Regions from separate parts of the Homo sapiens genome. Here region 1 is linked to region 2. A link is a loop called in an ENCODE intact Hi-C map of the cell type or tissue named here. Cell type or tissue: mammary epithelial cell. All regions are shown on one strand. Links, peaks and the distances in the headings refer to the core of each region. The heading gives the core; the rest is flanking DNA.

Evidence for each region. Peaks named below come from ENCODE experiments on the same cell type or tissue, not always from the same donor. Only the 100,000 strongest peaks of a DNase experiment are listed, where the experiment ranks them.
Region 1: it touches region 2 in a loop (16-fold over the local background); 2 of 110 quality-filtered maps call a loop at or near these places.

Annotation. Positions count from the first base shown.
Region 1 is chr18:78,983,615-78,986,533 of GRCh38, forward strand. All of the region lies in intron 1 of SALL3 (spalt like transcription factor 3), which reads left to right. Among named protein-coding and RNA genes, the nearest start is that of SALL3, 5.3 kb to the left of the region's middle. RefSeq lists enhancers at 1-554, 1,249-1,763. In mammary epithelial cell, for the core only: CTCF peaks have their summits at 1,527 (motif pointing right) and 2,754 (motif pointing left); no DNase peak of the experiment used is centred there; H3K27me3 peaks cover 292 bases.
Region 2 is chr18:79,643,200-79,646,118 of GRCh38, forward strand. The region is part of intron 2 of CTDP1-DT (CTDP1 divergent transcript); the gene reads right to left. Among named protein-coding and RNA genes, the nearest start is that of CTDP1-DT, 35 kb to the right of the region's middle. RefSeq lists an enhancer at 1,767-2,281. In mammary epithelial cell, for the core only: a CTCF peak has its summit at 1,064 (motif pointing left); no DNase peak of the experiment used is centred there.

The DNA of each region.
Region 1 (2,919 bases), core at 296-2,795, 660 kb before region 2:
ACTGTGTTTGAATTAAGGGAAAGAAGCTCGGCCACCAGTGCTTGGCGCAGGATCTTTTTCTTTTATCTGTATATGCATGGTTTGCCCTCAGTGCTCCCCCAGCACACTACACACATTTACAATTCAGCATACCAAAAGGAACAATGCAGGAGCTACTTTCTAACATTCACAGGCAGATTGCTTTCTCTGAAACATGAAAGGTAAAAAGTAAGTAACCGGGTTGGGTGAGGGGAGAGGAAAAGAAGACTTTGCCAACATTTCTTTTAAAAACAACATTAAAAAACTTAACCTATTTAAAAGTGCACGTTTCTGTGATCAACAAAAAAGCATACCAATTAATTCCCAGCTTGCAGAGAGAGAGAGCTGATTATGTAACAGTTCTCGAATTTTATGTGCAGTACGTTTTCAACTTCCATGGCATATGCATTATCCAATATTTTTAGATCTGTTGTTCAAAGCCAGAAAAAGGTATGGAGTAACAGCAGGAATTACTTAGCAAGCTGATTCTTTTTTGTATACAAGATGATGGTAAAAGTGGGTCAAATTTCATTTCCAACTGCAATCTCTAAGAAGCTGTACCATTCATTTCCAGGTAGCCCTAAGAATATTTTCTTTTGGGGGGAATTCAGCAAAAGCACAACCAGGGTTTCTATTCTGTGTGCTGACCATTAGTTGGAATTTAGCATTCTTAAAAGTATTGGCACCAGCTTTTATTTAAGTACAATAAAAATCTTTTTCACTTCTAATGAGGATATGCACCATCTTTCAGTGCTGCAAGATAGTTTCAAGAAGCATAACTTTTAAATATAACAGGAAGGATTTTTTGTTTTTATTAGTTTTATTTTCCTACATGATTTGTTCAGTAGTTGCCAGAATAAGACCAACATGTTTTAGTCTTGGAAGGACAGGTTTGTAATTACAGCATACCTTAATTATTACACATTTCATACACAATGAAACAAACTGTATGTAAAAATTGAGCAATTTAATGTTCCAAGTAAACTTTTATTTAAAAAAAAAAACCTGTCTAGGGTTATTTCTCATGTAATTTCGACACATTTATGATTTAAAATGCAGCTAACTGATTTCTAAGCAAACCAGGCCAGTCACATGCCAGAAAGTATAAAATATTAATTGTAATAAAATAATGGAATGGTTTCTATGTTAGAGATGAAGATTGATTTGTTTCTTAATTAAAGGGAGGCGTTCTCCAGACTGAGACGGTGTCCACCAAGGGGATCCGATAATGCCAGTGTGGTGTCTAAATATTTTCCTCTGTGGGCCTGTCTTTTTCAATCACCTTCAGATTAGTTCTGCTTACTATCTAAAATCCCTACCCCCTTCGCATTCTCTGCGAGCATTAGCAGCCAGCTCGGCGCAGAAAGCCTTTTTGTCTGATGTCTGAAAAGGTGGGGTTGCAGAGTGCTGGCCAGCTTCCGACCGTCTCTCCCTGAAGGTGGGTAGTTAGAAGTGCTTTGACAAGCCTTGCTGATTTAACCTTTGCCTGCTTTGCCCTGCCAGGGGTGGCCACTAGATGTCAAGCTCATAATACAATTAGTGCATCTGTGCTGTTGACCTTGGCAACAGGGCTCACCACTGTTCTGTTAAGTGTTAACACTGAATCTGAGTGTTAACTAGAGATCCCGCGAGCTTGCGCCGTGCTGCACGGCTTCTCAGACGCCATCTAGTTCAGCACAAGTGTTTATAGTTCTTAAAGAAGAAGAGAAAACGGCTTTCTTTTGTGTCGTTATTGCATCTTGAACTGTTTAATTAACCCTGCAGGTGCCGCGGCACTTTGTCGTGATTCGTCGGCGTTACTGGTCTTTTCGAGAGTGACCTTCACCGCACTGTTTGGTAATTCTGTTGTAGGATCTGTATACGTGCAGAGTCACTGGCTTCAACGACCCAGGGCAGTGGCTTTTCCAGGATGATTTTTTGCATATGTGCAAACTTTGCCTGTAGAAATGAAAGTGCCATGAAGTGCTGACAAATGATGGAAATGATTCCATCGCCTGATCCCGAGTGTGAGCGGGCTGATGGTCACAGCTGATGGTAGCCTTGCTTCTGGACGCAGCGTGGCTCATGTGCCCCTCTAGAGCTATTTACATGTAGGCATTTATATGTCTAAGTGGTTTTGCGTATTTATTTCTATGCATAGTGGATTTGAAAAATGGACAGTGTTTGGGTGCTTTCAAGTAGGCATGTCATGAAATAGCACGTTTAATTTCATGTGTCGGATCAGTGAGACCACAGCCTTTGAATGTAAACCATCTGCATCTTCACCAAAAGTGATTTAGCAAAACCTTGTTTTCACCCCCTCATCAAATTTCGATTGAAATTGTTTGCATCAGCTGACATATTTCAGGTCTGCGTATTTTTCATTAGGCATAGATAGTGATACACACGCGTTCCTTATAAGTGTGATGACAGCATAACATCTAAATGAAAGAACTATTGTGCAACCTTGAAGTGTAACAAACGTCTTATTATTTGAAGCAGCGTCGAGGGCAGATAGTTAAAGCAAATGCGAGTGCTGTCCAGCTCCCATCTGCATGTACCCATAAAGGCAACCGTGTCTCCTCCCGGGTGCTTCACTGCACAGGTTAAAAACTGCAAATGTTTTAAGCAGAAGACAGTTGGTGACTGTGCCACAGGTGGTCGTGACTTAACAAATTTGAGGTGTGGGCCATGGCGTCGACGCGCGGGAGTGTGTGGTCAGAGCCGCGTTGAGCATGGCAAGAGTGCCCTCCACTGTTCAGCGCTGTGCGTACACACTCTGAGGTCTCGGGAAAAGGACAGAAAATTTTTCTATTGCGTCTGGAATTTCTTCTACATTGTTAAACACAGTAGGGGTCTCTATTTGTCTCCTCCTGTTTCACAGCTTGGGCTCAGTATGTGATAATTCATCTTTCTTTATGG
Region 2 (2,919 bases), core at 117-2,616:
TGGCTGACAGAGGCACAGGCGGAGGCCAGGGCAGCGTGGGGAGCAGGAAGCCCCCGTGGCAGAACAAGAAGCTCCCCGTGGGGGAACAGGAACCCAAGCCCCATGGGGGAACAGGAAGCAGGTGAACTTGCTGCCTCCCCTCCCAGCTGGTGCGTCCCCAGCAGACAGAGGCCCCAAAACACCGAGTGACTCAACCTACAATCAGGCTTGTTTCCAAAACCTTGATTTCCAGGTTTCAAAATTGTAAGCTAAGCCCCGTCCATGGCCATGTGCCGCCCAAAGACCCCCCTCAGCCCCTCAGCCTGTATTCTTGCCCCCATAACTGCAAGCACTGCCCGGGATGGCCAGTTCCATAAAGAGCCAGCTTCCTGATTGCATTATCCGAGGACGAACCTCCCCAGGACTGAGGAGTTCGTCCCCCGCGGCTGATCACACAAATGGATCAAGGGCCTCCTGCTTGGAGGCCGGAGGGGAGAGCAGGTGAGACAGAGTCATCGATTCCCAGGCAACGTGGAGCACACATCTGCGCCTGGAAGGGGGCTGTCCCATTCTCGTGGAAGTCAAGGGATTTTTACTTCATCCTCCCACAGGCATCCTTCCTGCGCTGTTTCAGAGCCTAGAAGCTGGGGTGCCCCACAGGACTTGGCCATGTCTGCACCTCAACCGACAGTCACTTAATATGTTTCTCGAATTAATTTTAAATGTAATTTTGCTTTTCCACTTAGGCTCATTGTAAGTAAAACGAGTGACATCATGGACTAATGTGCCTGTTATATTACTCTCTGTAACACATTCGAATTAATGTATAATAATACGTAAGAAATAACTAGTAAAATAAAGAACGTGTGTGCACATTCTTCCTAAAGAGCCTCTCTTGCACGGACAGGACTAGGCATAAGGTATTTGGGGAAACTGTCTCGCGAGAAGTGAGGGGCGGAGGCAGGTGTCCGGAGGCCTGCAGGTGCCACGGGGCTGAGGCCGGCCTCCTGCGCGGAGTCCCTCCCTCTGACCTCCCCGGGGTGCGAGCCCCACCTGCAAGGCGGTGGAGAGACGTCTCCATCTAGTGGCCGCCTGCTTCCATTACACTGGGAAGCAAGTTCCTGACCCTGAGGGTCCCGGGTTCCTTTTGGTGATGAAAACCCTCCGGAACTGAATAGCGGTAATGGCTGCACAACCTTGTAAATATACTAAAAACCCCTGAATTGGGCATTTTAAAGGCATGAATTATATGGTACGAGTTATATCTCCATTTTTAAGAGAACTTTTGTGAAAGGTTTCAATATATGAGCAGAAAAACCTTGTTCACGTCTTCTTATGGTGAAATGAAAGCATCTGAAGCACAGTGAGTGTGTCTTTTTTACTTTGTCCAGAAACATGAAGTTTAAAACATCCAGGGACCACAAGTCTTCGAGATAGAAATGTTTCATTTGTGCTTTTCTGTAAGCCACAGCTATAGTTACTACTGAATACCATTCTTCCAGGACCCTTTTATCTGATATTCTAATAAGTTGTTTCTTTTTAAAGGCACTTCTCCCTAAAAAGTGTTCTCAGGCTGCAATTACACGGATCTGAAGTGTGCGGCATACGGCTTTGCTCTCACTCTGCAGTGGAGCTTGTGGGTGTGGTGAAATGATGATGTTTTATTCTAAGGGGAGGCCGAGAACCATCTGCTTCTCGACGGAAACCATGTGTTATTACAAGACGCTACGTCAGGCGTTTTAACATGATACACTCCTTGCAATTATACTTACTAAACAGAACACCACTGCAGAATTTCCCTAATGTTCTCCTCACACACCAACTCAAGAATCTTCCCCTGCACCTCAAATGGTGCAATTATTTTGTAAAGGTCTTTGTCAGTGGATTCAAAATAACCAGAAACAATAATGATTATTATTTAGAATTCCAGTGTAATTTTCCAGCTGAGATGCAGCCTCAGGTGTGGACAGAGTGGAAAATGAGGTGATTTGTGTCCAGCCCGTCTTCAGGGAGGGGAGACCCTGCTACTGGCTCCTCATTGCCCGGCAGGGAGTGTCCTCCCCCAAAAGATGCTGGAATGTGGCTCCACGGGAGCCATGAATCCGTGTGACCCTAGGCTCGTCACTGTCACAGTGCACATTTCATGGCCTCAAACGGGTCTTCCTTGTGTGTAAACTTCAGAGAGAAAGTGCCTTCATGGGGTGAACACAGAAGTGCCACCCCAGGAAGCCTCTGCTGCCCAGCAGCAGGAAGGGGGGTCGAGTCTGAGGCCCCAAGGAAGGAGGAACTGAGCTCTGCTGTAGGGAGCCCCGTCCAGGGATGAGCAAGGCGGGAGGGGAAGGCCGGGAAGCGGCCAGGGAACTCTCTGAAGGCCGCCTTCACTCTGGAGCCTGGCCGAGGCTCAGCTGGCTTGACCACGCTGCGATATGCATCTCCCTCCGCCCAGCCCTGATTCCTCTCCTTTCCTCACACAGCCGTTGACCCTAAACAGATCTCACCTGCAAAATCCAACTGCATGTCAGCCACAGTCTACAGTGCACAGTGGAGACCTCAAAGACAGGATTATTCAGCCCAAAATGTTACTAGCGCTGTGGTTGAGAGATCCGGAAACAGGCTGACCGCGAAGAGAGAGGAGGCACAGTTAGTAAGGCCGGTGATGAGAGGGAACATCACCACCTCGTGCTAAGGGAATGGTATGAGCAAACATATGCCAATAAAGACGAAATGCAAAAATGCCTAGAAAGACACAAATGGCCAAAACTGACTTGAGAAGAAATGGAAAATCCTAATAGGCCTACGACAAGTAAAGACATTTAAAAATCTTCCCAAAAGAAAAGCCCTGTCCCCAATGGCTTCATTGGTCGACTTTATCAAATATTTAAAGAAGAAAATAATACCAATTCTACACAACTTTTTCAGGAAAACAAAGAGTAAGTAATA